Linked DNA regions of Mus musculus: region 1 is linked to region 2. Evidence: chromatin loops called from intact Hi-C (ENCODE). Cell type or tissue: heart. All regions are shown on one strand. Links, peaks and the distances in the headings refer to the core of each region. The heading gives the core; the rest is flanking DNA.

Evidence for each region. A loop is a pair of places that touch in the nucleus more often than their neighbours do. Peaks named below come from ENCODE experiments on the same cell type or tissue, not always from the same donor. Only the 100,000 strongest peaks of a DNase experiment are listed, where the experiment ranks them.
Region 1: it touches region 2 in a loop (3-fold over the local background); 2 of 42 quality-filtered maps call a loop at or near these places.

The regions. Positions count from the first base shown.
Region 1 is chr2:153,340,786-153,349,230 of GRCm38, forward strand. It overlaps Asxl1 (additional sex combs like 1), which reads left to right and starts at 5,045. Exons shown (of 13, transcript NM_001039939.2): 1 at 5,045-5,605. The coding sequence starts at 5,549. It overlaps 2500004C02Rik (RIKEN cDNA 2500004C02 gene), which reads right to left and starts at 5,025. Exons shown (of 2, transcript NR_040318.1): 1 at 4,836-5,025; 2 at 372-2,079. In heart, for the core only: no CTCF peak of the experiment used is centred there; DNase peaks (open chromatin) are centred at 4,826, 5,466 and 5,656; H3K4me3 peaks cover 4,193 bases; H3K27ac peaks cover 3,967 bases.
Region 2 is chr2:153,156,645-153,165,089 of GRCm38, forward strand. It overlaps Tm9sf4 (transmembrane 9 superfamily protein member 4), which reads left to right and starts at 4,657. Exons shown (of 18, transcript NM_133847.3): 1 at 4,657-4,927. The coding sequence starts at 4,913. In heart, for the core only: a CTCF peak has its summit at 846 (motif pointing right); DNase peaks (open chromatin) are centred at 4,647 and 4,897; H3K4me3 peaks cover 2,123 bases; H3K27ac peaks cover 1,448 bases.

The sequences.
Region 1 (8,445 bases), core at 108-8,107, 180 kb after region 2:
CCAGTACTTGGAGGCTGATGCAGGGGGATTGCTGAGGCTAGCCTGGGGTACTGAGTGGGATTCTAGCTTCAAAAAGCAAAATAATAGCCACACATAGTGGTACACACTCTTGGGAGGCAGAGGCAGGTGGATCTGAGTTTGAGGCCAGTGTACTCTTCAGAGTGAGTTCCAGGACAGCCAGGGCTACACAGAAAGACCCTGTCTCAAAACAACAGCAGTAGCAGCAGCAGCAGCAACAACAGCAACAGCAAAACAATAACATAAGCAGCCCCAGACAATATCACTTTATAGTGTCAGAAGATCTATGGTGACTCTGAATGTCTATTCCAGGTATTAAGAGAGGTTAAAAATTAGAAATGAGTCTTTAATGAGGAAATTTCTACCAGAAAACTTTATTCTGTCAGGAAATGTCATGTCCCAAAATTTTGATAAAAACCAGCTTAAGTCTCCCTTTGAGGCCACTCTACAGGTCCACCAAAGTGGGAAGATGAATCTATTATTAAAGATGTTCTTCCACTATTGGCTGATATTAATGAAACTTTACTTTTACATCATAATGGAGCACACATTCTAGATTTGGAAGATGTGACAGAAAAAATATATTTACTATATCACTATTATAACTGCCACTTTAAATGTTTTATTGTTTTTGAAGTAAAAACTTTTAAAGTTAAAATAATGCAATTTTTTAGCAAGTATTTTTTTTAAAGATTTATTTATTTTTATTATATGTAAGTACACTGTAGTTGTCTTCAGACACTCCAGAAGAGGGAGTTAGATCTCATTATGGATGGTTGTGAGCCACCATGTGGTTGCTGGGATTTGAACTTCAGACCTTCAGAAGAGCAGTTGGGTGCTCTTACCCACTGAGCCATCTCACCAGCCCAATGCAATTTTTTTGTACAGAAAAATTACCAGTAAACTAACTAGTCTTATAAAACCTAGAGAACTATTGTTAAACATTTTGGCAATTTAAATACCTTCTCCAGAGCATGGGAGACTAAAGAGTAGAATTTAAAAAACTGTGACTGGCCCAGGATTTATGAGTTAAGTCATGCATTGTGAGGGTAGATTTGGCAACACAACGAGACTGGGAATGTCCTGAAGTCTCTACTTTGCACTTGTGGAGACCTTCCTGGGTAAAATCTTATCTTAGTTTTTTCCCTACATGAGCGCTTTCCAAAACTGTTATGAGACCATTCAATAGGGGATAATTCCTCAGAGACTGTCTACAACAAAAGAATTACTGAGAATGGTTCATACACCAACAGTTTGACTGCCTACTATATGCCCAAGACTATGGCTGGCATTTGGGGTATACAGAAAAAAAATCCAAACAGATGCCAAATGTATAGTTACCAACCAAAAGCCATGCAAAGAAATGCAATGTGCAAAGGGGCTGGAGAGTTCCACATTAGCTGATCATCTGCAATGCTGAAGCTGAGAAATAGTGATCTCATCTATTCTTCTGAGATGGGGTCTTCCTGTGTTATCGAGGCTGTTTGTAAACTTCAGGGTTCAAGTGCTTCTCGAACTGTGTCATCCAAGTATGCAAGCATGTGCCACTTGTTCAGATCGCCCGTTGACTTTTGTCATATTCTCTGCTGTCCAATGACAGTGCTTGGTTGATGAAGTTGCATAACTTATTCAAGGCCACACAACTGGAGAACAGCTACGGTTTCAAACTCAGACCCACTGGAGTCCAGAACCAATTTTTTTTTTTTTTCAATTCTTAAAAAAAAAAGTATGTGTATCGGTGTTCTGCCCCACATGTATGAAATAGGCAGTTGTGAGGTACCATGTGGGTTCTGGGAATTGAACTCATGTTCTCTGTAAGAGCACTTGCCCTGAGCATCTCTCTCTCCAGCCCTAGAACTAGTGTTACCAGATCACAGTGAGGATCAGGGATTCTATGTCCTTTTGTGTCTCTCTGCTGTTTCTTGCTTGTATTATTCTTAATTTGTGTGCTTTGTTCATAAATTTGAAAACAATGACTCATCCCCAGACTGGGCGGGGTTGAACAGCAGTTCCGTTTATCTTACTCAGCCCATGGCACCCCTGTTAACTTTCAAAGGTCACCTGTAATAAAAGCACAGTGATAAAAACAACGTTAAATCACACTAAAAGCATGTATATGCTTGCTGCTTCTGACAAACTTGTGATTCTTGTTAATTAGGAAAAAAAAAAAAACACCACCAAAACCTCTTAAGGCTTAATAACCAAATCTAATTTTCAAATATTTCCCTCTCCTTTCTTTGGTAGAGTCTCTTAGATTGGCTTCAAAATATGGAGCCCAGGCTGCCTTTGAGCTTAAAATCTTCCTGCTTTCATCTCCCAAGTGATGAAATTAGACATGAGCTGTCTCACCCATTTCCAACACGTACCTTATACAGACCTCTGGAAGTACTACTTTCTCTTCATGCTTAATGAGGCTATTGTCACTAATTTGATTCTCCAAGGGTAGAGATCTTGAAATATTCATGTGATCTTCCCACAGCCTGTACCACTTGTGAAAACTAGGCAACTGCTTGCTGATACAAACTGAAAAGGTCTGACACAATGTTTGCATTGGGCTTTATTGGCTGTAACAAGTTAAAGCAATAGGAGCTTAAAGCACACTGAGAAAAGCCTGTTGCTTCCTGGGCCAGGAGTCCACATACTGAGTGGGTTTCAGTGGTTCCCTGCTCTAATCTGAGGCTGAAGTCAAGGTATGTATTTTCTTTTCTGGAAACTCTTGTTTCTGAGTTCATCTGCACTGTCAGAGTTCAGCTCCACTGGGTTGAATGACTAAGGTCCCTAATTCCTCACTGCTGTTGGCAGGTTTAGTCCTGATGCTGCTTACATTCCTTTGCTTTCTGCTACTTCAAAGCCAGTAACAGCAAACTGAATTGCTTCACATTTCCAAAACACCTATACTTTCTGGGACCCACGTGGCCCACTCAGAAGTCTAGGATGATCTTCCTAAGGTCTAAAATTGATCTGCAAAGCTCCTTTTTCCAATGAGTGTAATGGAGTTCTGGGTCCCCACCCATGGGTCAAGCCAACCTGCAATACTTAATAAGAACTTGTCCCAAAACATAAAGGGCTTGAAAGGTAGGACAGTGGTAAAGCATCTACCATGCATCTTGAGCCCAAGTCCCAACACAACAAAACACAAAGCCTGCATTTTACAGTCTTCCCTATTCAACCCTTCCAAGTGTGTGGCTTTGTTGGAGCTATGGATCAATTCAAAACATCTGAACCACTATCCTCTCAGAGGTGATTGTCTCAGCTGCAGATTGAAAAACTATAAGCAAAACTACCAAAGGCCAGGGTTAGTGGGGCATGCATTTTAATCTCACATGTATTAATGGGAGGCAGAGGTAAGACAATAGAAGCCCATTGACGCCAGCCTGTCCATATTGTGAGTTTTTGTTTCAAAATAAAAAAATAGTGAAATGGTGTTAGGATATGCTCAGGGATTGTGGGAGGTCCTCAGTTCAACTCTCTCCCCACCAACAGAGTCCTAATATACACCTAATTTAATCCCAGCACTTGGAAGGCAGTGGCAGGTGGATCTGAGTCCAGAGCTAACCTGGTCTACACAGTGAGTTCCAGGCCAGTCAGGTGTCTGTCTCAAAAACAAAACCTAAAATGTCAAAAACAATAACAATAAAATAATTTTAGATGTAGTTCTCCCCTCGCTTTTGGGATGAAATGAGAAGAGTGTTTCTGTTTATTGAATTTGAGTCTTGGGTGAGCACTAATAAGGACCGCTGAGTCCTTTAGGTACAAGGGTTGGACTGCTGGGTGATTTCTTCGTCTCAGCACTGGCTGCCTGTGTACTAACACCACAAGAGTACAGGGTGTTTTTTTACCCACATAAACCTTTCAAAAACTGTAAAACCTGGCCATCAATCCAGTTCAAGACTGTAGAGATGTTTCTGTACTTTGGGCCAACAAACACAGAAAAATAATGTTCTGGGTGCTTCAAACCTTATCATCCTGTCACTGCAATCAAGGAACAGAGGCTCCATTGCCCACTGTGTAGTAATAACAGCTCTCATTTATTCTACAGCAGAAGCCAAATTACATGAGCCTAATATCAGGATCTTCCACATTCTCTCCCATCTTCTAGATACTTCATGCTAATTTGTACCCCATCAAGGTTGTGGGATACTATGCTAACATTGATCAAACAGGCTCAGCGGGGTTAGGAGTAGTCAAGGAGTCACAACTAGGATTCTAAATCTAGGTTGGCTGACATTAGGACTTGACCTCTCTCCGGGCAACTGCGTCTAAATATACACTCAGGTGCATTTAGATTTCTGTGGATGGACCTTCAGTGTTTACCTACTATCGGATCATCAAATTCACCTGGCGGCAACGCTGCTGGAAACTGCAGGTGCATTCTCTGCAAACACACAGAGGTATTACAAGAGGAAATGGGTTAATCACCTAAGTCGGTCAATCGTGCAATAACCGTTTTACTGATATGAGTGTCTCTTTGCTTATTACTATGCGCCAGTTGACTCATTTAAGGGTGGGCCAAAAAGAAAAGTCCTGCTTTTTGTCACCCACCAGAAGTCCAGAAGAGAACTGTGTATGCGGTGGGGGATGGTGCAGTGGAAGCAGGGTAGCAGACTACCAACTCCAGATCCGAAACCGCACTGGACCCGCCACCAGAATCAAAAAAAAGCTTTGAACGGGTTAACCGCGCGCGCGGCCAGGGGGGAGTCCAGCCACCGCCCCTTCCCAGCACCACCTCCCAGAAACCCTCAGGCCTCCGCTAGTTCCCGAACCTCGCGAGACCCCGCCCCATCTTTTTCTGACCGACTTCCCGCCCCCTTCTTTACCGTGCTTGGAGCGCAGCGGGGTACGGAAGAAAGTGGGCGGAAAACAGGAGCCCGGGGCACTCCGGGAAATGTGGTCCAAGCACTTGAGGCAGCCATTTTCTTCCGGAGAGGGGTAGGCCAGGAAGCCAGTGAGGACTACAAATCCCAGCCACCCTTTCGGTTTGTTTTTGTTCAAAAAAAAAAAAAAAAAACCCACACTCCCCCTCCTCACTCTTCTCTCTCACACACACGCGGGCACACACATACACACACATACCCACGGCAGACACGCACGCATCCGAGCGTCGAAAGGAAAGCCGCGTCTCGCCATCCGGGCCCGCCCGCCACTAGTTCGCTCTTGGGTTTCCCAGCAGCGCGGGAACGCGGAGGCCGGAGCCGTGACCTCTGACCCCGTGGTTATGCGGAGCCGCCGCATTCCTTAGCCATCGCGGGGCTGCCGCTGCCGCTGCCACCGTGGGCGACTGACGCAGCGCGGGCGCGTGGAGCCGCCGCCGCCCCTCCCCCCAGCGCCACCCTCGCGCCGGGGTCTCGCTCTAGCCAGTCCCGGTGCGCCCGCCCTCTCCGGCCGCACCCGAGCCCTCGCACGCGCCGCCGCCGCCACGCGCCCCCCGCCGCTGCCGCCGCCTCCGCCCCAGCCCCGCGCCGCCACCGCCCCAGTCCGCCCCGCCCGAAGGACCCGCGTGGAGCCGCCACCGCCGCCGCGGAGGAGGAGGATGAAGGACAAACAGAAGAGGAAGAAGGAGCGCACGTGGGCCGAGGCCGCGCGCCTGGTGAGCCGAGCTGCCCGGGGGGCCGCGGCGGGGGGCGTAGGGGGTGGGCTCCGCGCGGCTCCCCGGGCGGGGGAGGGGCGAGGCCCTGCCCACCGCAGCAGGGGGCGGGGCCGCCCGGGTGTGGAGCTCCCGAGGTCCCGGGCCCGAGGAGGCTGGGACGCCTTTTCTCTGCATCCCCCCACCCCTTGAATTCCTGCGGAGGGGCGAGCTGGCAAGCGGCTCCTCCCCCCTCCGAGCGCCCGGGCGCCAGTCTCCCCTCCCCCCACGTTGGCAGCAGCAGCGGGGGGTCCCGGGGAAAGCGCCCGTTTATTCTTCTGCGGGGAGTTAGGTTTCCGGGAAAGGTCGGAAGTGCTTCCCCGGACTTCTTCGTGGGCAGAGGTGTGTGGGTCACTAAGACACCGTAGGGGTGGGAAAAGTGCCCCTGGTTTCAAGGACGCGAGAAGCATTTAGAGCGTTGGCAATTTAAACCAGGTGTGTGTCGGAAAGCAGTCGCTAAGGACCGATGTGAACCCTGAGTAGTGGTTCTCAAACTACTAGAGTGCCCGGTGGGAGCATACCTGGGGACTTTGTTTCAAACATTGGCACTAGGGCTCATTTTAAACACACTGAACTCGAGATTCCTCTGAGAAACAGTACTTTAGGCAGCTGCTTAAGCGATTGTTATGCCGGTGACCCTCGAATATTTAAATCACACTGAGCCCTGTGACTACAATGGGGGGTAGGCAGTTTGCAGAGGAGCAGAATACACTTTGCCAAGAATGTGTATCTGTTTGAGGCTTCCCTTCTGAGGGTTTAGTTAAAAAAAAAAAAAAGTAAATAGGTTTTTGAGCTCGCTACCTGCCCAGAGGATTTGTGGCTTTTCTGTTTCCCAAGCTTCAGTAGACTTGTGCGATAGCTTTCTTTTGGACTCAAAATACAAAGCCAAAAGACCGGAGGCATGTTCTTATGAAATGTTGCTGGTGACAATTCTAATGGTTTATACTTTTCTCGGAGATGTCACTTCCTCAGACTGCCACAGTGCAGGGTTATGGGTGCATCCTGCTTTTGTGTTGACGCCCTGTATTTTATATGTAATTGTTATAATTTAGTTTTAATGGTGGAGTGAAGCTCAGCTTTCTTCTAGCCGTTCCTTTTACTGGAAAGTGAGTTCTGTCTGCCTCAAAAGTGTTGGAGGTTGATAAAGATCTAGAGTGAACCCTTTTTTTTTTTAGAGTCTGTGAAAGCCGGTTATTCATTTACCCATGGCTGTTTGAGCTACCAGAGAATTTCCACTGGTATTCCTGATCATCGCTCTTCTCCTGTTACCCTGGGAACAGAAACAGGGATTGTTTGTGTGAAAGATGTAGTTTATTTTTTGCTTGGCATATGAAAATTGAAACTCCGAGGTGGTGTATTTTTCCTTCTGTGATTCAATCAAAACTAGAACTTTGCCTAGTATTTATGATTTTTGGAACTTAATGATTTCTTCATGCTTCTCTTAATAAATTTAAGTCTGAAGGAGCTTAGGAGAAAGCTAAAATGTAGGTTTTTTTATTTTATCATGGAAGTTGTTGGATCTTGACCATTGAAGTTCTAAGTTTCTGTGTGCAGGTGTTTATGACTCTGGGCACCCAAGGAATATTTGCTTGCCAGAACCCTACTTGTTAGAGGTAGGTGAAAGTACCTTCAGATCCTGTGTTATTTATGTCCTGACAGCTCTGAAATCTTCTCCTCTCAAAGCTCTTTGGGCTCTTATTAATTGAAAGGCTCTGGCAGTTTGGAATCCACTGTTATTTTAAGCCTCTTTAAGTTCTTAAATTTACTGTGGTTTGAATTCCAAGGTTAAGGTTGCTATTTCTATTTTATCATTGGCTCACCTTCAAGCTCAATTATCTGAAGTTATTTCTCTTTTTCTACTGTGGCTCTTCAGTTAAAAATAGTAATCTGAACAGGAATTTCTTTGTGGTGTAGTTGTACATTTGAAAGAGGACTTGTGGGAACATGGTATGCAATTTTGCATATCTTTTATGTGCTTTGTATTTTAGAATTTTCTGTGCTTTTTGTGGGGGTGGATGGGGGAGTGCAAAGTCGTCTTCCCATTAAAAAGAAAAAGTCCCGCTACACTGAGTGCTGGGAGTTTTTGCTTTTACTTCATAAAGGAACACCTGGCAAGCAGTGAGCTACAATGGCAATGCAGTCAGTTTTGCCACAAGGTTACTATTGGTAACTGCTTTTGGACAGTTGAAATTAGATCACATGTTATGGCGACTCATGTGCTTGTCAGGTGGGGGTTTCTAATCGCTCTTGGCCTTGCTCAAATTGGGGAGTAGATAATAACCTTATATATGCCATTTTGACGTAGGAAAGCTTACAGGATTCTGGAGAATTCTAGCAGAGTAGCCGACTCCTGCAGATGGGTTTTTGCAGTTGTTAGATTTAAGAAGTGGACATTCTTCTCTCAGATGCCTTACAGAGTGCATGGCATTTCTAGCTATCGGAAGTAGAGATGTGGAATAAATATGCCATCTTGTTAGGAACAATTTGGGAGAAACAGCCAAGGAGATTTTCTTTTAAATTGTGTACTACACTTAAATAGATTTCTCTGGCTTTTGAGAAATGCTACATTGCATGCTTTGTTTTTGCTCTGATTCATGTCTGAACATTCTTTTTTTTTTTTAAGATGTATTTATATTTATTTATTTATTTATTTATAAGTACCTAAGTACACTGTAGCTGTCTTCAGATGCACCAGAAGAGGACGGCAGATCTCGTTACGGTTGGTTGTGAGCCACCATGTGGTTGCTGGGATTTGAACTCAGGACCTTCGGAAGAGCAGTCGGTGCTCTTAACCGCTGAGCCAT
Region 2 (8,445 bases), core at 281-8,280:
TTTAACCCTAGAAAAATAAGTAAAGGCAGCTAAGGAAGGCTAGGAGAGGGAGACACGGTCTTCACAGGGGAGAGAACACCAGTTGGCTATCCAACACCAAACAGTCAGCCCTGAGAACATACACATGCAAGCAACATTATGTGGACGGAGCAACATTATGAGGCCACAAATTTGATTGAGAGCAAGAAGGATACATGGGAGGGGTTGGAAGAAGGAAAGGGAAGGGAGAAATGTAATTATGTTGTAATCTCAAAAGTTATTATTATTATCATTATTTTTTTTTTAGACAAGGTCTCTCTGGCTAGTCCAGAATCCACTGGGACCAGAACTGTAGATGAGGATGGCCTCAAACTTACTGAGCTCCACCTGCCTCTGTCTCCCAGATGCTGAAATTAGGGCATATGGCACCACATCTGACCACATTTTCAAATATATATATTTAAAAAAAGAAAAGACTAGCTGGGCAGTGGTGGTGCATGCTTTTAATCCCAGCACTTGGGAGGCAGAGGCAGAGGCAGAGGCAGAGGCAGAGGCAGAGGCAGAGGCAGAGGCAGAGGCAGAGGCAGAGGCAGAGGCAGAGGCAGAGGCAGAGGCAGAGGCAGAGGCAGAGGCAGAGGCAGAGGCAGAGGCAGAGGCAGAGGCAGGCGGATTTCTGAGTTCGAGGCCAGCCTGGTCTACAAAGTGAGTTCCAGGACAGCCAGGGCTATACAGAGAAATCCTGCCTCAAAAAAAGAGATTTGTGTGTGTGTGTGTGTGTGTGTGTTTATGTGTGTGCTTGTGTGGCATGTGTACAGTACCCATAGAGGCCAGTAGAGGGTAGCAGGTCCCCTGGAACTGCAGTTACAGGTGGTGTGAGCTGTGAGTGGGAACTGCAGGGAACATGCTAAACCCTAAGGAACCTTTTTATAAGTCAACTGGTATGGGCTCTTTGTCCCTTATTTTTTATATCTCTCCTTCTGCCTATAATCGTTTTCTTTAGCTACCATACTAGACCTGGAGGAAGATGAATGAGCCAGAAGAATGGTAAAGCTGGCTAAAGCCTAAATCTCTGAGTAGACTTTAGAGAACTGCCCACCCTAACAGCCTGATCTGTCTCTCTCCTGCCTTTTACCTCCAAAGCCAGGGCTCCTTTCTCTTAGAGTGGGCTGGGCTTTCTTCTGCCATGATGTGCATTACTGTGCCTGGGGTGTGTGTGTTGCATGTATATTTTAAACTGCAAAAGCCTCAGCTGTTATTGTTCCCAGAATGGTGAACTTACCACACAATCACCCCTTTGGGAGCGGGTAGCCCCCTTTAGTGCGTGCAGCTCCCTAGAAAACAGCAGGTAGCATCTATTGCTGTACACATTCAACACCCGCCTACACACACACTAAGTAAATAAATATATGTAACAAGGGTCATGACTCCTTTGTGGGGTCAAATGACCCTTTCACAGGGGCTGCCTGCAACCATCAGAAAACACAGATATTTACATTAGGATTCATAACAGTAGCAAAATTACAGTTGTAAAGTAGCAACAAAAGTAACTTTATGATTGGGGGTCACCATAACACCAGGAACTGTATTAAAGGGATGTGGCATCAGGAAGGTTGAGAGCCACTGGTCTAAGGGATGGGTCTATAGTTTCCTCACTGAATAAGCTTCAGATACTCACAATGATAACTTGCTTGATGTCATACCCTTTCCAGATAGTGTTCTAATATCAACATAGACTTAGAACTTGTTCACATTCATGAGAAATATATAGGAGAATGCTGGGTGTGGCAGTGCATGCCTGTGATCCCAGAACTAGGGAAGCTGAAATGGAGATTGTGAAATGGAGGAACGACTTTAGCATAGAACGCAATAAAAGATGAAACTGAAATAATGAAGGCCTGTCATGGCTCATCAGGGGCTTGAGCAACTGTATGCAACAGGAGGAAAGTTTTAAAACAATCATATATTTTTGTGCTGGTTATAGTGTAACAGCAATAGATGCTACCTGCTGTGAAGGGTAATCTATGATACTGAGCTGACAAGATGGCTCAGTGAGTAAAGATGCATACAGCCAAGCCTCAAGATTTGAGTTCAAACCCTGGGGCCCACACTGTAGAAGAAGAGGATCAACTCCTACAAAGTCTGTATGTGCAACAAGGCATATGATCATATGTACACACTCAACACCCCCCTACACACACACTAAGTAAATAAATATATGTAACAACATTTAAAAATGACAATCTTTGGGATGGAGAGATGGCTCAGAGGTTGAACACACTGACTGCTCTTCCAAGGTCCTGAGTTCAATTCCCAGCAACCACATGGTGGCTCACAACCATCTGTAACATGATCTCAGCACCCTCTTCTGACATGCAGGCAGAATACTGTACATAATAAATTTTTTTAAAAATGACCATCTTGGAGCTGGGCAGTGGTGGCACACATCTTTAATCCCAGCACTTAGGAGGCAAAGGCAGGTGGATCTCTGAATTTGAGGCTAGCCTGGTCTACAGAGTGAATTCCAAGACAGCCAGGGTTACACAGCAAAACCCTGTCTCAAATATATATATTTCCTTATCAATATAAATATCTTCTTTTATATTATGTGTAGGGGTATTTTGCTGTATATATGGCTACGCATCATTCACATACCTGGTCCCTACAGAGGCCATAAGAGGGCATCAAACCCCCTGGAAATTGGAGTTACAGACTGTTGTGCGCAGCCATGTTGATGCTGGGACTCAAACTCTGATATTCTAGAAGAGGATCTTCCAATGGTCTTAACTGCTGAGTCATGTCTCCAGCCCCATCAGTATTACTCTTTAACCAGACATAGTGGTAAGAAACTTCCAGGACTTAAGTTGCAGTAGAACTGGCCACAAGTCTGCAATTCAGAATTACTACAAGACTATCTAGTAAATCCATCCTGCTTCTCTAGCTCTGTGCCTCTTGGGAATATATCTGCTCTTTGGGATGGTGTGTTGGTCCCAGGCATTTATGGGTTTGTTTTTCAGCACTCATAACAATCCAACCCAATACTAAATCAACTAGGCTCAACCAAGTAGTTCTTTTGTTCCAAATATCAATAAGGATATTCACATGTTCTATATTTAGTTAGTAGCTTGCTAGGTTTGAACTGCACAAACTTATTTCCTTTATATGTGTAACTGTCAGGTGGGGTTTCTAGAACTCTGTGAGGAATGACATAGACCTGTCTATGCAGCAGGACACCCAGCCATATTTATATCCTTGGGAGGAAGGAGAAGCTTCAAGCCTCTTACAGCCTAGACACAGAAGTGGAAGACACTTATAATTCACTCTATTTGGTCAAAGCAAGTAACTTAACCCCAGCATTCAACAAGAGAAAAAAATTCACCTTTTGACAGGAGAACCAGTATGCTCATAACATGCAAGAAGGAGAGGCTTGTTAGTAGACATTTATGCAGAAAAAAATCCACCACGGTAGTAATCAGTACTGACCACAGTGGTGGTCAGAGCTCAGCTGTTCCTTGCCAAGGTGCAGAAGAGATAACTAAAAATCTTAAGACCAGTTTTGGCACAGTACTTAAGCAATGCTGAGTTTTCTGTTTAGCCCGTGGCTCTCTTTATGGCTCAGGATGGTCTTGAACTCACCATGCCTTCCTTCCTCAGCATCCTGAGCGCAAAAATTACCAGTGTGAGCCACTGAACACGGATAATGATAAAGATGATAGTAACGATGATGACTGAGGCAAGGTCTCACATGTCCCAGGATAACCATGAACTCTTCTTGCTGGACCTTCTGAGTTTGGGGATTACAAGTCCCAGTGCTAAAGATTAGGCAGGCTATCTGCTAAATTAACTATATCCTCAGAACTCATTACTACTCTCTTAACAGCTTTTTGGATCCATCTAAGAAGACCGCACTGGCTCTTTGTACACTTTACAGTGGTATATATGAACCAAACAGTCTTTCTCCATTATGATCCTTTGAGTCCTCCCCAGACCCTTTTAAGTCAATACTGGAAAGTTAAGTTTAAGATGGTTAAGTGACTTGCTTCAAGTCATACATTAAGCCAGTTAGAATGGAGAAGTCCACATTGAAAAATGTCTCCTTTCACTAAGTGTTCTGCTTTTCATTCACTCATTTAACAAAGCATATTGTTTGGGACACCTACCATATGTGTGAAGGAATGTACATACGTTATATAATGACAATTATTTATTGAATACTTTATATGATTGTGTCAGTGGATACTTAACATAAGCCAATTATAAAAATAATCTAGAGCTGGGCGTGGTGGCGCACGCCTTTAATCCCAGCACTCGGGAGGCAGAGGCAGGCGGATTTCTGAGTTCGAGGCCAGCCTGTCTCGGAAAACCAAAAAAAAAAAAAAAAAAAAAAAATCTAGAAATCTCTGCCCCATTTCACTGACGACAAAAACGCAGTGTAAGGGAAAGACAGAGTCCTACCTTCATAGTTATTACGGCCGATTAGTAAGACTATATTATAGTCAAATAAATATTTAAACATATAATTACAAATTACTCTAAATCAGAAGCTGTCAGAGAGGGTTTACCATGCTTTCCGTTTCACAATTAAGGTCCCGGGTAACCCTGGCAACGACTCTTTCTGCCAATACTAAAGAAAGCATCCAGGGAGCGCGCCTATTTCCACACACCCCCATTACCCACAATGCAAAAGGAGTAGGCGGAGGAGCGGGTCTGCCAGAAGTCAATATGGCTCCAATAGTTACACCGTACGTTCTCTTCACCTAGTCAGAGACCTCACTGCCAAGGCCAATCTGCCAAGGAGAAATTAAGCTTCTTTTACCTCCTCACTACTGCGACTACAGAAGAATCTGAAGCCAGGAGTCCCCTTAGTGGAGCTACACTCCGTAACCACAGAAGCACCACTTCCGCTGACGTCATCACGCCGACACGTGGATCCAAGATGGCGGCGGCGATGGTGAGTGAAGGAGACTCCGGGAACCGGAGCTGGAGCAGGGCCCCCCTGGATAGCCCAGGACCTTCCAGCGCCCCATGCCTGGTTCCCAGCCTCCTCCAGAACCCCTGCTCGGGTTACCCTTGACTGGGTCGGCCTCTACAAAGTCCCTTTCTCTAGCCTTGGCATGGCATCTAGGCTTGTCAGGGCCTGGAGTTTTAGGGGAGGTGCCGCTTGGAAGGAAGACTTCGGCTCATGCCTTCACGGTTCTCATTTCAGCTTTCGTTCCCGCCCCTTGTCACCCCTATTTCCCATTTCTTCCCCTCCAGGCTTTGTCTCCTCCCGAGAGGCCCCCGTTATTTCTGCCTTCGCTCCTCCTCCTCACGTTCATACCCAGCTCTCCACATACCCATCAGCCTAACCAGTCTGCGGGTGCCACCTTGCTCGCACCAGCCCGAGCCTTGTCCTTACCTGCACCCTCAGCGGTTCCCATAGCGCATCCCGCTTGATTGCTGCTGTACCAGGGCATCCCATGCCCATCATCCCATCCCCAGGCCCTGCCCTTCTCCTGCCTTTTCTGTCAAAATCTGTCTCTCCTAAAGTGCTTTTATCCGATTGGTTCTTAAACCCCACTGTGCACGGGGATCTTGGGTTGTTGGTGGGGAGGCATGTTTAAATAGTTTCCTGAGCATCACTCCCAAAGATTGCAATACCTTAGGCCATGCTCAGGAATCTATAGTCTCACAAACAGTCCTGTGTTTATAATGGAGGTGGTCCCTGGGTTACCGTTTAAAAACACCTCTGGCCCTGCCTGTCTGTATCCCCCTCCCACTCCACACAGCTCCTTACAGATAAAGGGTCACTATCATGAAGCTGACTAGAATTAAGTCTCTTTGTGGATGAGAGTGGAGGTAATATACCTGTGCCTGAAGGATGAGTCACTAGCTGACTTCTGTTTATCAACCACAGAATTAAGTTTTTGAAGGTCAGATTTTCTAAGAGAAGTTCACCTCAAATTCTGTTTGCCAAGAAATGAGAACAAAAGTCGAAAGTGAATTTTCCTGGGTGGTCTTGTACATTGCTGCCTCAGAAGATAAAATTAATTCCATCGTGGTAGTGAATGACAAGAAAGACTCAGAGAAAAAGCTTGTGACATTTGACTCTACTGAAGGAAAATTCTTGCTTAAGTTATTTGATGTTGGTTTTCTCTAAACAGGGCCAGGTTAATTCATGAAAGGAGTCTGTCCTGTTAGCAGACGGCTGACTTTTTTTTTTTTTTTTTTAAATTAGGTTCCTTGTTTATAACCCCAGAAATCAGGTAAAAATGTTCAAGGTTTTGCGGATTGTAACCCCTTTTGTGGAGCACTTGCTTGAGCGTACCCAGGAGCCTAAGTTCGATATTTGGCTCTGTTTAGGGGAAAAGCAGATTCAAAGCTTTCCCTGGTTTCTGTGGCCACAGACTTCAGTATGAATCATGAAGAGGGGTAAATCCCTAAAGTGGGATGTTGAAATCCTTTTTCTCCTTTATCACATTCAGAATAAGGCGAATGTGAAGCCAGGAAGTCACACCCTTTCTTGTTCATAGAGAGTTTAGTAAGGTGGCATTTATAGCACTGCACAGGGAAATTCCTGCCCTGTACAGAGCTTTTAAGAGTTTATAAGTTAGCAATATGTATTTCTGGTGTACGTTTCTTCATTCAGCAAATATTTGAATGTCCAGTGACTGCCAGGAACTAGGTATATGACTGTCAGAGGGTCATGGTCCCACCCTCGTGGGCCCACTCTCATTCCAGGAAACCTGCCTGGTGCTGCTAAATGCTGTGAGGGTAGCAAGGTGACGGGATGGTGATTGGCAGTAACTGGGCATCATAGCTGGGACGGACTGACAGACAAAACACAAACAAACAAACCAGCTTTGCAAAGAATGTCCCAGGCAAAGAAAATGGCAAGTGTGATGGCTGAATGACATGTTTAAGGAATCTATAGAAGACTTTTAACACCGGAACCATGGGGAAGGGTAGCGTAGCAAACAGCAATCAGGGACGAAACCAGAGACAAATAAGAACCGCACTTGCTAGAAGTAAGTGTGCTTGTGATTGGTGCATGGTGTAGCTCACGGTTAGCAATCTGTGTACTGGATTTTGAAATAGATTTTTCTATTAGGTTGGCTTCACTTCCTCCTACCCTACTGGGACAACATATCAGGGGAGCCAGCTTGTTCTTAATGTGCAGATAGACCATAGAAACCAATTTTTTTTGTTTTGTTTTGTTTTTTTGTTTTTCGAGACAGGGTTTCTCTTTATAGCCCTGGCTGTCCTGGAACTCACTTTGTAGACCAGGCTGGCCTCGAACTCAGAAATCCACCTGCCTCTGCCTCTTGAGTGCTGGGATTAAAGGCGTGCACCACCACGCCCGGCAGAAACCAGTTTTTTAAAAAGATTTTTTGTTTATGTGTATGGGTACACTGTAGTTGTCTTCAGACACACCAGAAGAGGGCGTCAGATCACGTTGCAGATGATTGTGAGCCACCATGTGGTTGCTGGGAATTGAACTCAGGACTTTTGGAAGAGCAGTCAGTGCTCTTAACCACTGAGCCATCTCTCCAGCCCCATGGAAACCAATTTAACTCAATTCAATAAATAGAGAATGTGGCACCTGGGAGGCTGAGGGATCTCTGTGAGTTCAAGGCTAGCCTGGTCTAGATAGTTCAGAGAGCTAGGACTATGTAGAGAAATTTAGGTAGGTAGGTAGGTAGGTAGATAGATAGATAGCATGAATGGAGAATGTGCTATATACTGAGCCCAGTTTAAAAGGCACTCAAGAAACTGCGTGTTCAGTGAAAAGGCACAGAAGCAAGTTTGTACAGAGGTGTATGTGGAGTCACAAGTAGGTATGAATTTAGTTTGTGCCAAGCACATTACTACACAGAAGTGAGTACTGTTCCCACCCCCTCATACATGTAAGCTATTTCATAACCATTTTGGGTGGGGCATATAGATCTAATTTGGAGTGGATCCACTTCTGAGGCAAGTCATACAGAAAGGAACTGAGCTAGTGGACTTGGTGGCCGTGTGAAAAGGCTGGTGATGTGGGGAGGCTGTTTTCCTTTGAAAGTTAGAGTTGTGGGTATGCAGTGCAAGGGCTTTTCCCTCCCTCGCTTACATTCATGAATGGCTCTAAGAGTTGTGCAAATGCTACCCAGGTCTACTAAGCACACAGTTAGTGTTTCCTGAATCTTCAGAGTACAACTTCTCTGGCCATAGGAAAAGGAAGCCAGGAGTTTGCCTTCTGCCCTGGATTCTGCACTGTATAAAGTTACAGCATAGAATTCATCTGGCTGGGCAGAGTTGAGAAGCAGACTCATCATATCTTATTACAGAAAACTACTCTTGGCAGTATTTTAATGGAACTTGGGAAATGCCCATTGAGTACATTCATGGGCATATAATACTCCACTTCCCTTATATCATCTCCTCACACTATCAGCTTCTATTATGGTTTTATCTCTATGAATATGATTCATATACCACAAAATTGCACCT